Linked DNA regions of Mus musculus: region 1 is linked to region 2. The links are chromatin contacts, found by Hi-C or POLR2A ChIA-PET in ENCODE. All regions are on one chromosome and are shown on one strand. The core of a region is the stretch at or near the end of the contact, and the rest is flanking DNA. Distances in the headings are between cores, read along the strand shown.

Evidence for each region. Hi-C counts contacts between places; a loop is a spot of excess contacts on that map. ChIA-PET counts read pairs that join two places held with the same protein, here RNA polymerase II (POLR2A).
Region 1: a map of heart shows a loop between it and region 2 (3-fold over the local background). The contact joins the promoter of Mcrip2 here to the promoter of Ciao3 in region 2. A Hi-C loop is called at or near these places in 1 of 37 maps with a recorded cell type or tissue (heart). POLR2A ChIA-PET finds 5 or more read pairs at or near these places in 1 of 5 experiments (Patski).

The regions. Positions count from the first base shown.
Region 1 is chr17:25,864,954-25,871,927 of GRCm38, reverse strand. It overlaps Mcrip2 (MAPK regulated corepressor interacting protein 2), which reads left to right and starts at 3,190. Exons shown (of 5, transcript NM_026633.3): 1 at 3,190-3,303; 2 at 3,385-3,514. The coding sequence starts at 3,252.
Region 2 is chr17:25,768,997-25,776,505 of GRCm38, reverse strand. Ciao3 (cytosolic iron-sulfur assembly component 3) reads right to left here and starts at 2,730. Exons shown (of 11, transcript NM_026238.4): 1 at 2,619-2,730; 2 at 1,365-1,460. The coding sequence starts at 2,684. Gm41550 (a long non-coding RNA gene) reads right to left here. Exons shown (of 3, transcript XR_876684.1): 3 at 3,962-4,096.

The sequences.
Region 1 (6,974 bases), core at 1,941-4,440, 95 kb before region 2:
CAAATCTAGTCCAGGATATCCAGGGTTGGTTCCAATGAGAAACCCTGTCTCAAAACAAAACAAAACAAAACAACAACCAAACTAGCATGAGCTCCCAGGATCCTGTTCTGCCTTCCTACCATGTATGAGTGATTAAACAGTATGCTGTAGGCCATCTGAGTCAGGCCACAGTGGCCTTGGAGGGAAAGGTCACTAAGGGTGGGTCAGGCATTATGTAAGTGGGAAGGGACAAGTTTAGCCAGGAAGCAACCCTCCCTCCCTCCCTCCCTCCCTCCCTCCCTCCCTCCCTTCCTTCCTTCCTTCCTTCCTTTCTCTTTCTTTCTTTCTTTCTTTCTTTCTTTCTTTCTTTCTTCCTTCCTTCCTTCCTTCCTTTCTTTCTTTCTTTCTTTCTTTCTTTCTTTCTTTCTTTCTTTCTTTAACATTAGCTATCTTTTTTTGTTTGTTTCTTTCTTTGGTTTTTCAAGACAGGGTTTCTCTGTATAGCCCTGGCTGTCCTGGAACTCACTTTGTAGACCAGGCTGGCCTTGAACTCAGAAATCTGCCTGCCTCTGCCTCCTGAGTGCTAGGATTAAAGGCGTGCACCACCACGCCCGGCAACATTAGCTATCTTTTTTCAATTTTTTATTAGATATTTTCTTCATTTATATTTCAAATGCTATCCCGAAAGTCCCCTATACCCTCCCCCCTTGCCCTGCTCCCCTTCCCACCCACTCCCACTTCTTGGCCCTGGTATTCCCCTTACTGAGACCTATAAAGTTTGCAAGACCATGGGGCCTCTCTTCCCAGTGATGGCTGACTAGGCCATCTTCTGCTACATATGCAGCTAGAGACATGAGCTCTGGAGGTACTGGTTAGTTCATATTGTTGTTCCACCTATAGTGTTGCAGACCCCTTCATCTCCTTGGGTACTTTCTCTAGCTCCTCCATTGGGAGCCCTGTGTTCCACCCAATAGAAGACAATGACCATCCACTTCTGTATTTGCCAGGCACTGGCACAGCCTCACAAGAGACAGGGTCCTTTCAGCAAAATCTTGCTGGCATATGCAATAGTGTCTGTGTTTAGTGGTTGATTATGAGATGAATCCTCGGGTGGGGCAGTCTCTGGATGGTCCATCCTTTCGTCTCAGCTCCAAGACTCACTCTTTCTTTCTTTCTTTCTTTCTTTCTTTCTTTCTTTCTTTCTTTCTTTCTTTCGGTACAACTCCAGGCCTTAACTCTCTTCCCAGATCCACACTCACCTTTGCAGTCACAGGCCTGGTACCAGCAGATTGAAACATTTCCTTCTGAAGGAGGGAAGCTCTTAAGACTTAGGAAGGCGATATGAAACTTGTGAAGCTCAGGAAAACCTCAAGATTCAAATTCCCAGGTGCTATATAACCAGGTGCCAAGTGCTAGGAGAGAGGAGACTTTGTTTGTTTGTTTGTTTGTTTGTTTGTTTTCGAGACAGGGTTTCTCTGTGTAGCCCTGGCTGTCCTGGAACTCACTCTGTAGACCAAGCTGGCCTCGAACTCAGAAATCTGCCTGCCTCTGCTTCCCAAGTTGTGTGCTGCCACCACTACCCGGCTGAGAGGAGACTTTTTTTTTTTAAAGATTTTTTATTTATTTAATATGAGTACACTGTGGCTGTCTTCAGACACACCAGAAGAGGACATCAGATCTTATTACAGATGGCTGTGAGCCACCATGTGGTTGCTGGGAATTGAACTCAGGTCCTCTATAAGAGCAGTCAGTGCTCTTAACCACTGAGCCATCTCTCCAGCCCCGAGAGGGGACTCTTAAGTAGGGTTGGGAAAGAAGCTCCCAGGATCAGCACTCATGAGCTGTCACCTATACTGTGGTGGGCTTTTTGGTGACATAGTGAGAGTCACCCATGCTCCAGTAAGTAACCGCAATAAACTCACTGGCTCATCAACTAGACATGAGTGAGATGTCTCATGCCTCCCTAGTACACTCAACAGTCTTCTCAGAGCTGGAGAAGGCCTTTCACTCTCCAGCCCCGCTCTGCATAATGTAAGGCCAAAGGCCCAGGGCCAAAGGAATGAAGGCTTGGTCACCTGGGATAAAAGTCCCCTGGAGTTCCTTAGATACTCTGGAATTCAGGTGGACCAGCTACCCACCCTCACTCCTTCCTCACTGTTCGTCTTGCTTAAGTGGTCCAAGACTTGACAGACCTGCCTCCCCTAGTCCCTAGTGCCTGCAGACTGACCCTCCTCAAATATGACAATAGGAACCTTAAGGCCAGGTGTTGGTGGCAGGGGCAGCACAAGTCTTGGCAGATACAGTTCAAGACTTCACATCACGCCGGGCAGTGGTGGCGCGCGCCCTTAATCCCAGCACTCGGGAGGGAGAGACAGGCGGATTTCTAAGTTTGAGGCCAGCATGGTCTACAGAGTGAGTTCCAGGACAGCCAGGGCTACACAGAGAAACCCTGTCTCAAAAAACCAAACCAAACCAAACAAAAAACCAACAGCAAAAAAAGGAGACCTGGGGGCGGGGGGGGGGGGTACGGGGGGGGGGTCAGGCTGCTTCCACTCTTGCTGGGTTCTTCCTCCTTCCAGGCTGTACTGGGAAACCCTGTGGCTCTCCCCACAGACCTAATTTCCAGCTTCCCCAGTAGTTGGGGAAAAGGCTCAGGACATGAATTGAAGAGCGGTTAGTATAGTACTTTAGGAATAGGGTACCCCCTGAGGGCTCTGTGTTCTCCTGGTCTTCTGGTTCCACAGTACTTTAGATCTACTTAAACACTCTTAGAGCACTCATTCTAAAGCTGACTCCTGACACAGTGATCCCCAACAATCCAGGCTTGTCCAGGCACTTGGCTGGGTGGTGGTGGTGTCTCAAATATGAGCTGGAATACTGGTGTTTTTAGAGACTGTTCAGGGTCCCTAGCACTACCCTAGTACACAAAGGGCCCTCCTCAACTGAAAGAGCCTCTCTCTCTGAAATCTCAGACAGATACACAAGCACACACATGCACACTCGCACATGCACGCTCCAGTCTAGAGATGGCATACCCCTTGGCGAGTACAACCCGTTCTTAGCTCAAATTTAGTGACTTGGCCAATTTTCCAAAGGGTTGGGAAGGCTACCAAGTAGGCGAAGCTCCTTTAAGGGCAGGGGGCGTGTGTGGGTCGCTCCGCCCCTTTGCCCGTCCTCCCTCCTTAAAGGGGCCGAGCCTCTGGGACCGCAAAGTGAAGCTGGTGGAGGGTGCCTGATCTGGCCGCTGCCAGGGGCGGGCGGGACGGCGCACCATGTACACTATCACCAAGGGGCCCAGCAAGCTGGTCGCGCAGCGCCGCACAGGTGCGCAGGGCGGGCGGGCAGGCGGGACGTCCTGACCGCTGGCTCGCGGCGGCTGACAGCGCCCTCCGCCCCGGCCCGCAGGTCCCACACAGCAGCAGGTGGAGAGCAGGCTTGGCGAGCTCCTGAAATGCCGGCAGCCGGTGCCGCCGACCGCGCTACCCGCGCACCTGCAGCCCTCGGCACAGACTCAGGGACCCTGGCCCCTTGCAAGGTGAGCCAGGCCGCCGGGCACGAGGGTGACCTTGGAGAAGGTTGATGGGGACCACGCGTCCTGGTGGGCAGGGGGCGGGGCGCAGGCAACTCGTGCACTTCTGCTCGCCGGCTACTTCTGGGCCCAGCTGGCTTGAGTGGACCCTGGTGGCCACGTGGAGCCTTGAGGGCTTCCGACCAATCCCGCCTGTCAAGGACCGCAAGTACTCAAAACCGAGGGACCTGGTGACCTTGGGCCGCTAACTTGGACCCCTTGGGAAGTGGTCGAGGTCAAAGTTGGGGAAAGTTGCCCAAGGCCCTGGCTCTCAAGGACTTCAGGCCCTGTCCTTGCAGAGCAGAAGAAGCGCACGTGTTCCCGCTGGTCTTATCAGGTCCCTGCCCTTCACTAACACCCTGGGACACTGGAGCCCTCCTCCCCAGCAGTTGCCCGCGCCTGTGGGTTCCAAGAGTTTTCTGATTTTCCTAACCCGCAATGTGTCTAGGGAAGTTCAGCCCTAGCTACTTGGATTTCAGCCAGTGTGACCTGGAAGTGATCCCACTCAACCAAGGCTGAACCTTTTACTTCTTTGGCTCCATTTACTGTTTCCTGTATCGGTAGACTGGACTCTGCAGGCATGTAGGCTCTACTCTGGTAGAGGTGGCATGTGAACCGGTTAAGAGAGAGCACCAAAGAGACCACAATCTCGAGGGAGGCCAAGAGTTAGACTCGTCTCAGCAGGGGAGTCTGTGTGGCTGGCTCCACCCCTCTTAGCTCTCAGCTACTAGGCTTCGGAAGCTATAGGTAGGAGATGCCTGTGTGGCCTGTGTTTGCCCTAGGGGACATCCGTATGACATCGGTTTATGTCCTTATTGCCCTTATGTCTCTGGGAGAACTCTATGGTGCAGATGTATAACCACAAAGTGGTTACCCAGACAGGGAGTTTGGAGCTGCCTTGGTGACTGGCCTATCTCTACCTGGGAAACACCCCCCCCACCCCCCACCCCCCACCCCCACCCCAGAGACAGGGTTTCTCTGTGTAGTCCTGGCTGTCCTGGAACTCACTCTGTAGACCAGGCTGGCCTGGAGCTCAGAAATCCGCCTGCCTCTGCCTCCCGAGTGCTGGGATTAAAGGTGTGCGCCACCACACCCGGCGGGAAAACACCTTTTAAAGTCCTTATTGTTGGGGGACAACACGGACAGGCTTGTGGCAATATTTGGGTCAGTGTCCAGGAAGAGGAGAAGGTAGTAACACTCTCCAGAATGCTGAGTTGCAAGAGACACCACACTGCGTGTTTCCTCTAAAAAGGCTTCAGTAAGATAAGCTGATGTGAAGGCCTGGACTCATCTGTCAGCAACCAGGGAGAACACCTGACGCCCGGGAGATTGGTTTCCTGTCCTGAGTTCTGGGAACTGAGGAGATAGGCTAAGGAGTCTTCCCTATGTCCTCTGAGGTGGCCCTTTCCTGGGCTGGGAACTCCCATCTCCAATAGGACCTTCACATGGAATTTTACCTCTAGTCCTTTGTCTTTTCAAGGCCACCCATCAGTCACCCATGTCCACCAGCATCAGGGAACACAGGAGGCACTGGTCATTCTCCTGCTGCTGTGGGGCAAAATCATGAAGCTTTCAACCCACTAAATGGCTAGGCATGGGTGCTGCCAGTTATGGTGGCCAGGCCTGTGCCTCTGACATATTCTTTTCTCCTGGCGGCAAGAGACAGATGGGGGAGACTTGAGATGCGACCATGTTACCACCTACCCCACCAAGAGCAGATTGAGAAAATGTTCAGGGACCACTGGGCAGAAGAGCCTTGGGACAGAGTCAAGGTTGGGAGTACTGGGGTCAGAATACTGCTAAATCTTGAAATATTGATTTTGAATCTTGATGCCCTTCGCTGTGTGTCACAGGCAGGGAGATCCCAGGCTGAAAGATGAGTGACCGGTCACCTTGAGGGGGTAGGAGAGTACATGAGAGGATGTCTATGGGGCACTATGGCCTGGTGCTGCAGCAGGCAGTGGGCCTAGAAGTGGATACAGGTGCACTCTGGGATTAGTGCCCTTTCCCCTACAGAGCCTGGTCTTATATAACCACGGCCTCTAAGCAGAAGCTGGGCAGGGCTCAGCATGGTGGTGCAGCACTTGCCCTCTGGGGCCCTTTCCAGCTCCAGGGCCACCACCTTAATCCACAGCCCCTGGCTGGGATTTCCTTTTGTTTGTTTTTTAAAGAATCAATGTAAGGCACAGGTAGGTGTGCTACTACACACCCACCTATGTCCTGGTACTTAGGAGGATGTCTGTTAGTCTAGATCCCGCCTCAACCAAACAAAAGACATAAAAAGACTCAGTGTCCAATCCCAACAGCTCGCTCGCATTGAGCTTCAGCCCTTTCGGGGGCAGAGGTGGTTGCAGGCAAGGGGGTGGGGGTTTCCATTTGGAATGCCTTTATGCACCGGGGCATGGTGGCTTGAGCCTTTAATCCCAGTACTTGGGAGGCAGAGGCAGGCATATTTCTGAGTTTGAGGACAGCCAGGTCTACAGAGTGAGTTCCAGGACAGCCAGGACCACACAGAGAGACCCTGTCTAGAAAAAAATAAAAATGCCTTTATGCCCTCTAGTTTACCAAATACACAGGTACCCGTGGGTTTGGGAGGAGTCCTGCCTCCTCTGGTCTCCACTGGCACATCTAAAATTTTCTGTAGCCACCAGACCTGGCCAGACCTGGGGCTGGCAGGACCCTGTACCCCTCAAGACCCTCCTCTTTATTTTAGTGCCCCTCTCACCTGAGGAGGAACCCAGAGCGGCGTGGGGCACCTGAGCCCAGGAAGGCGAGCAGGCCTGCCGGGACCGCGAGTGCCTGGCGGAGTGGCAGGTGCAGCCCAGGACTCCCACCTCCTACTGTAGGTGCGGCCCCATTCCCTCCGTGGCCCCACCCCAGGCTTCACGAGCACAGGGCTTGGTCAGTTGCCGCCAGTCAACAGAGATGGCACATTACTGCCCTGTACTGCCCTGCACTGCCCTGCCCTGCCCTGGGCCTGCTTGGCCTCACCCCTGGGCCTACACCCCTTGATATAGAGTACAGCACAGGGTTATGGGGTGGGGGAGCATCTCATTCAATTTGCCCCTTTTCTCTTGCCTTGAGGAGTGGGTCAGGCTTAAGGTCATGTTTTTCCCAAAGAGACAGCCCAGCATTTTGTGTTCCTCTCCCAGGGGTCTGGGGGCAGCCGGGGACAGGGACGAGTAAACGCCGATCCATCCTTGTTTGGTCTGTGTTCAACAGTGGGGGGTGTCATTGAGGACATCTCTAGAAGAAGGGGACTATGCTTGATGGGTGGAGATGGCAAAAGGTTCTGATCATGTTGAGGTCTGACCCAGACTGCTGGAAGCCTGCCTGGTGGGGATTGGGAGTGCAGAGGAGTGGTCTCTGGGACCCCTGCTGAAGGTCTGGATACAGAGCTGGACTCTTTCTGACTTGCAATCACTCA
Region 2 (7,509 bases), core at 1,481-3,980:
CCTCTTTTCATTTTTATTTACTTTTCTTTCTTTTTCTATTTCCTGACAGTAGGTGGAATTCAGGGCCCCGCAAACAAGAAGCCAACACTCCACCAGGAAGCTCTACCTTCAGCCCTGACACCCAGTTTTTAAATGAAGTGTGTATCACACACATACACAGATGCTTTAGACACCCCGGTGTTCCCACTGACATCAAGTTTCAGCTTTTGGCACAGGCTTGACTGGAGTACCAGGACCCCATGAGCAAGGCTGTCTTTCCATAAGTCAGTGCAGAAGCAACTGCCCTGCTGGGACTGGCTGCTGCTGCTCTGGTCTGTGGGGACAGGCTGGGAATAGAGGAGGGATAACCAAGAATGGAGGAAGGAAGAGAGGGTGGGGGAATGCGAGAGAAGGCTGTACAGACAGTAACAACTATCAGAATTGGTAGAACAGACCCAGGACCCCAGTATTCAAACCAGGGCCTCCAGGACACCCTCAGTGGTTCTTGTCATGCAAATGTGGTGCCAGGCTGAGCCCATCAACACTGCTGCAGATGCAGAAATGGTCTGAGCCAGGGCTAGGTGAGCTTCAGCTATTCTCGGAGCCTGTGCTTGGTGCCAATGCCCCAACCTGAGGTTAACCACGCCAGGAAACCAAAGGTCCACAGGCCCAGGCTACACCAGCATCATGCGGACAAGGCCACTTGTCCTTAAAGCACAGACCAGTGGTGATGGGCACCTTCCTCTGTCCCTCCATCCATGGGACCCCTTGTTGAGAACCAGGGCCTCCTGGTACACTGGGGTCTAGCTGATGCCACAGACTGTCACGAGGTCACTGTTGTAGACAAACAGCTGGGCTTGTCACTGCTCATGGCGATATGCACACCCATTCCCTGAACCTGCCCAAGGTTCCTCCCCTATTCAGAGGTCCCATGGCTGGGCCTCCCTTCTCAGGGCAGTGGCGCACGGTATTTTGAAGGGGATTCCTTAGAGTGCAAAGGGCAGCCAGGCAGGGTTAATTTTAACAGACATCAGGATCTAACTTTCAGATTAGAGGGAGGAGGGGCTTGAGGGAACCAACCCCCTCAAAATCTTATGCTACTAAACGTAGGGGGCAAAGGAGGAGGGGAGGCTCCTCCTGCCCCGTGCAGAACAGGACAGACTGGCTGCTCACCATGGCAGCCCTGTTCATCATCTCAGCTCCCCGTGGTCAGTGAATGTGACCAGTGAGAGAGCTGGGGAGATGCAGTGAGTTTCAGGGTGGCCACATCTGCGACTGGGAAAGGCAGAAGAAGATGTGTGTTTCAGATCCACACCCCAGCCTCCCTCCCCCTCCTGCCACCGCCAGCCCCCAGCAGGGATGTGGTGAGACCTCAGGGTCCTTACTTGGTTCACTTGGAAGTAACTGCCATCGTCTTCAATGTGGATCTTGGCTATGCCACTTCCTGGCTTCTTAGCCACCTTTACAGGCTTGATGCAATTCTACACCAGGAAAGACCCCACACCAGGCTCTATTAGGAGAAAGCAACTTGGACGGGGGGTGGGGAGGGTGGGGAGTGGGGTGGGGGGCTGGGTATGGAGGGCCTCAGGGATGGTTGGCTACCGGCCATAGAGTGAAGCTCACCACCGAGGCCAATTCTACCACCTTCCTGCCACTGAAGCCATGCTGAGCTCTGGTTGCCCACCCTTCTCTGTACAAGGTGAGGAGAATGCCATCAAGGCCACTCTTTCTCCAGAATCACCATGAAATCTGCTACAAACTCTATATGCAAGCTAATGCAAGAAGCCCTGACTAGCCTGCCCTTCCTACGTGCACATAGCAGCACACCCCCGGAGATCAGAGTGTCAGAGGCCTGGCCAGACAGGAAGGCTTTCCTTGGAAACATCTAGAGGTCACCTCCATCCCACGACCACAGATGAAACTCCATGTCTCTCCCCTTCTCTTGGACATCTCCTGTTATCGCTTCCTGAACCTTGGTGGCTTTCCAGAAAAGGGCCAGTCTCGGGTAAGATGGCCCAGTTCATCCTGTCCGTGTGGCAGCTCAGCCCGTCTTTTATGGGTCATGGGACTTGGCTAGCTCTGGAGACAAAGGAAGACCCAGCAAGGGCAGCAGCTCCTGTTTTCAGGGCGGTCTGTCTGTATCCCTCTCTCTTCCTCGAGGCAACGTCAGGAACATTAGCTGTGGCTGTGGCCCAAGTGGACATCAAACCTGTCCCTTCAACATGGTCCCTGTCCACAGAGATGACAACTGGCTCTGAGAGAGGAGTGGGAAGGGATATCTCACAGGTGTGTGGAGGCTAACTCAGCCCCACCATGTCTCTGCATCACCAGCTGGGTGACACTACTACAACAGTAACTTAAGATCACATAACAACAAGTCCCCCCACCTTTTTTTTTTAAACACTAAACCTGCCTGTCACCACTAAACACTCCCATGGTCCCAGGGATCGCTCCGGGCCCAGTAACCGCGTTGTCTGGCCCTCCCTGGCCTCAGTTGTCTGTGTTTGTGAAAAGGGAACTAGACTGACTGAGGCCCTGGGTCCTGGGCCCTGGGAAAAGACACAGACGAGAGAGGTTTCCCGAGGTGCACGGCCAGGCTCGGACCCTCCTCCTGCCCGACTCGCCCTTGGCCGGCCCACCTGAGATGGCCCGATGAAGTCGTCCAAGTCGGTCAGCTGTAGTGCCCCACTGAAGGGCGACGCCATGACAGCCTCACTGCCGCCGAGTGTCACACGGGGGTGTCGCAAAATGACACCAAAATGACATGCAGTTCCGCCACTCTGCCGGAAAACGCAAATTCCAGCGCATGCTCATTTCTCTCCGTCAACAAGCTTTGAAAAGCGTGCGCGCCCTCTGCCGGCGGCCTTGAGCGCTCGGCCCAGCGGACTCAAGCTGCAAGTTCCACAGCACAGCGTTCGGTCTCCCTTGCGTCCCTTGGTTGTGGTGTAGCAGGGTAGCAAAGACAAATAACGCAAAGAATGTAACTAGAGACTCAGAGTCTCTCCCGCTTCCCGTAGGGGTCGGAATCCGGATTTCATTCATCACCTTGACCTAGCAATACTCAAGGAAGGTTCCAGATGCAGTGGGCAGGAGAACACAAAATTAACTTTGATTCACTGGAATGCCTTGGAATGGGCTTACCAAAAAATGAGATAGACAAGTGCTGTTGAGATGTTAAGACTGGAGTGTGGGAGAACATTTACAGAAGCAGGTTCTTGGACTGGACCAGGGCCAAAGGACAGTTTCTGTTTGCCAGGAGGATTCTTGTTTTAAATTGGATATTTTCTTTATTTACATTTCAAATGTTATCCCCTTTCCCAGTTTCCCTCCCTCCCTCCTGGAAACACCCTATCACATCCTCCCTTCCCCTGCTTCTGTGAGGGTGTTACTCCACCCACCCACCCTCTCTCCCCTCCCCTCCCTCAAAGTCCCCTACACTGGGGCATCTATCAAGCCTTCATAGGACCAAAGACCTCTCCTCCCATTGATGCATGACAAAGCCATCCTCTGCTACATATGCAGCTGGAGCCATGTGTACTCCTTTGTTGATGGTTTAGTCCCTGGGAGTTCTGGGGGGTCTGGTTGGTTGATATTGTTGTTCTTCCTAAGGGGTTTCAAACCCCTTCAGCTTCTCCAGTCCTTTCTTTAATTATTGAGGACCCCGTGCTCAGTCCAACAGTTGGCTGCCTAGCATCTGCCTCTGTATTTGTAAGCCTCTGGCAGGGCCTCAGGAGACAGCCATATCAGGCTCCTTTCAGCATGCACTTCTTGGCATCCACAATAGTGTCTGGGTTTGGTAACTGTATACAGGGTTGCTGGGAGGATTCTAATGCTGGAAGGAGGGTGATACATAGATCCCTGGAAATTCAAACTCACCACCACCACCACCAAACCCAAGTCTATTAGAACAAACCCAGTGGACGGCTGGCAGATGTGAGGCATATCCAAGGCCCAATAAGAGAGACAGAGCAGAATGGCCTGGAACAGTAGAAAGAATGAAGTCCTGGTGTAATGTAGGTGATCCCTGAAGACATTACAATCAGTGGATTTCATGAAGCCAGTCACAAAAGGCCACACGTGTGACACCATTCAGCAAAAATGTCCAGGACAGGCAAACCTGCAGATGGAAAGCTGACCTCAGGTGTGGAGAAGGTTTCTGATCAGGGTGGTTAGAAAAGTCTTTAGAATAGATGCTGCACACGTGAATGTCATTTTTCTTTTAAACAGAATAGGGTTTCTCTGTGTAGCCCTGACTGTCCTGGAACTCGCTTGGTGGACTAGGATGGCCTAGAACTCACAGAGATCCATTTGCCTCTGCCTCTGGAATGCTGGGATTAAAGGTGTGTGCCACCATGCCTGGCTTTGTAACATCATTAATGTCACCAAAATGTCTACTAGAAATGGTAACAATCAGGCTGAGACGAGAGTTTGTTTGTTTGTTTGTTTGTTTCTTTGTTTTCAAGACAGAGTTTCTCTGTGTATCCCTGGCTGTCCTGGAACTCACTTTGTAGACCAGGCTGGCCTCGAACTCAGAAATCTGCCTGCCTCTGCCTCCCAAGTGCTGGGATTAAAGGCATTCGATACCACACCCAGCTGAGATGAGAGTTGATGTAGTGTTTGCTGTGCAGACATGAGGAATGAGTTGAGTGTGACTTGTAACATTAATGTAAAAGCTGAACACAGTGACATGTGCTGCCTGTAATCCCACTGAGAGGGTAGAGACAGGGAGAGCCCTGGGGCCCATGGCCAGCCACTAGCCAGCCAAGCCTGCTAACCTGAGTTCAATCCCAGGCCCTGTATAATGGAAATAGAAAACTGACTCTCTGGCCTCCACAGGTACAACATAGCACAAATGTACCCATACACATGTATGTGCACACACAAATGCATGCGATTTTACAAGAGAAAAAAACTGATGTACTAAAATCCTATACTCAGTTTTTGTTGGTTTTAGACACACCAGAAGAGGGCATTGGATCTTACAGATGGTTGTGAGCCACCATATGGTTGCTGGGATTCAAACTCAGGACCTCTAGACTCTGAAGAGCAGTTAGTGCTCTTAACCACTGAGCCATCTCTCCAGCCCTATTGTTTTGTTTTGTTTTCACTGAACAGCCCAGCCTGGATTCAAATCCTTTTGTTTGGTTGGTTTTAGTTTTTGGTTTTTCTTTGTTTCTTTTTGTTGTTGTTGTTGTTTGGTTGGTTGGTTGGTTTTTCAAGACAGAATTTCTCTGTGTAGCCCTGGTTGTCCTGGAACTCACTCTGTAGTCAAGGCTGGTCTCTCGAACTCAGAAATCCGCCTGCCTCTGCCTCTTAAGTGCTGGGATTAAAGGCGTGTGCCACCACTGCCGGGCTGGTTTTTGGTTTTTAAGACAGGGTCTTTGTGTATGGCCTTGGCTATCTTGAAATTCATTCTGTAGACCAGGCTGACCTCAAACTCACAGAGAACTGCCTGCCTCTGCCTCCATGTGCACTGTTACCACCACCACAATCCAGCCTTGGCTTCAAATTCTTTATCCTCCTACTTAGTTTATGAACACTGGGATTACAGGAGAATGCCATCACACATAGCAGGCTGTACACTGTAAATGGGGGCAATTGTACAGTATGTGAGTTTGTATCTTGATAAGGCTGTTAAAGACAGGGTAGAGCTATAGCCAGGTAGAGCGATTTATGCCTATAATCCTGCCACAGGAGACTGAGACAGGAAGATTGCTTCAACTTTTAAAAAATGGTTTATGGGGCCAGGCGTGGTGGCGCACGCCTTTAATCCCAGCACTCAGGAGGCAGAGGCAGGCGGATTTCTGAGTTCGAGGCCAGCCTGGTCTACAAAGTGAGTTCCAGGACAGCCAGGGCTATACAGAGAAAAAAAAAATGGTTTATGGGAGAGGCCCTTGGTCCTGTGAAGGTTCTATGCCCTAGTATAGGGGAATGCCAGGGTCAAAAAGTGGGAGTGGGTGGGTTGGGGAGGAGAGGGAGGGGGGAGGGGATAGTGGGTTTTCGGAGGAGAAACTAGGAATGGGGACAACGTTTGAAATGTAAATAAACAAAATAGCTAATAAAAAATGGTTTACGGGACAAGAGAGATGGCTTATCTGTTAGGACTTAGATGCTACTTTGTAGTGGACCTGGGTTGGATTCCCATCATCCATAAGGCAGCTCACAACCGTTTGTAACTTCAGTTCTTGGGGAGCCAATGGCCTCTTCTGACCTTTGTGGTTACTAGGTATGCACGTACACATGTATACATAAAGGCATAATACTTATATGCATGAAATAAAAATAAATGAATCTTAGAAAATGTATTGTTAGTGTGTGCGTGCAAACGTGTGTGTGTGTGTGTGTTTACCACTGTGAGAAGTGTGAGTACGTGGAGGTTGGAGAAGAGCTTTGGAGCATTGGTTTTCTTCTTTCTGCTTTATGGAGATTCCAGGAATTGAACTCTGGTTGTCAAGGTGGCAACCTGTTGATCCATTTTGCCAGCTCAGTTGCTTCAGTTAGAGACTTGCTTATGTTATGTAGTGAGCCTAGGCTAGCCAGGACTACACTGCAAGACTCTTAAACAGTCAATAAAAAGGGTGGAGATCGAAGATTCAATGACCCCCCCCCCCCCACAGCTTCTGGAATGGCCTTGGATCTAGGCCATCCAGTCTCAAGTCATGTCTGTCACATAAGAGACCAACAGAAAGTGATTTTACCAGTGTAGTTCATAAAATAGAACCTCAGTTTCGGATTCTCTCCCTCTCCTCTCTCCTTCCCTCCCTCTCTCCCTCTCTCCCTCTCTCCCTCTCTTCTCTCCCTCTCCCTCTCCCTCTCCCTCTCTCCCTCTCCCTCTCTCTCTCTCTCTCTCACACACACACACACACACACACACACGCTCATGTGCGCAAGCAGTGGTGGCTGGGCACCCCTCAGACGTCTTTCATTAACTCATTTCCCTGAGGGCTCTGGCTCGGTGCAGATGTCACGCCTCCCGGTCCCCAAGCTACTATTTTGCGAATTGTTTCATCATCATCATTAGCTAGTATTTACTGTGTGCTTCCCCTGTGCATGGCCCTAAGCTAGACTGAGAACTGTAAGGTTTACAGACGTCAGGGAGGGGAAGGGAGGACACACATCGGGAGAAACCAGCAGAGCTTCAGCTGCTGTGACACTTCCAGTGCCATTCCTTCCCCTGGGCTTCTCTGTCTATCCTGGATACTCACAGACCCTTTTTGCCCACTGGTACCAATTTGCCACCCATGTGGGGGAAGCAGCTACTTTCTACTGCCATGTGATGCTCACTGAGGCTTGCCCATAGCCCTGCTTCCTCCCTCAACTATACCACTTTCATCTTCCATAAGGACTTAAGGACGTGCCTTGTGCTAGGACCCAGAGGCTGCTGTGACAGATGCCCACAACTGGGTGCTCAGAACAATGGGAATTTCTTTTTACACCTCTGGAGATGAAAGCCTGGCCTTCGTGGTAGTGTGGTGCTTCTCATCCTCCCCAGAGTGCAGGCAGAGGTTTCCCGCCTCTTCTCACTTCTTG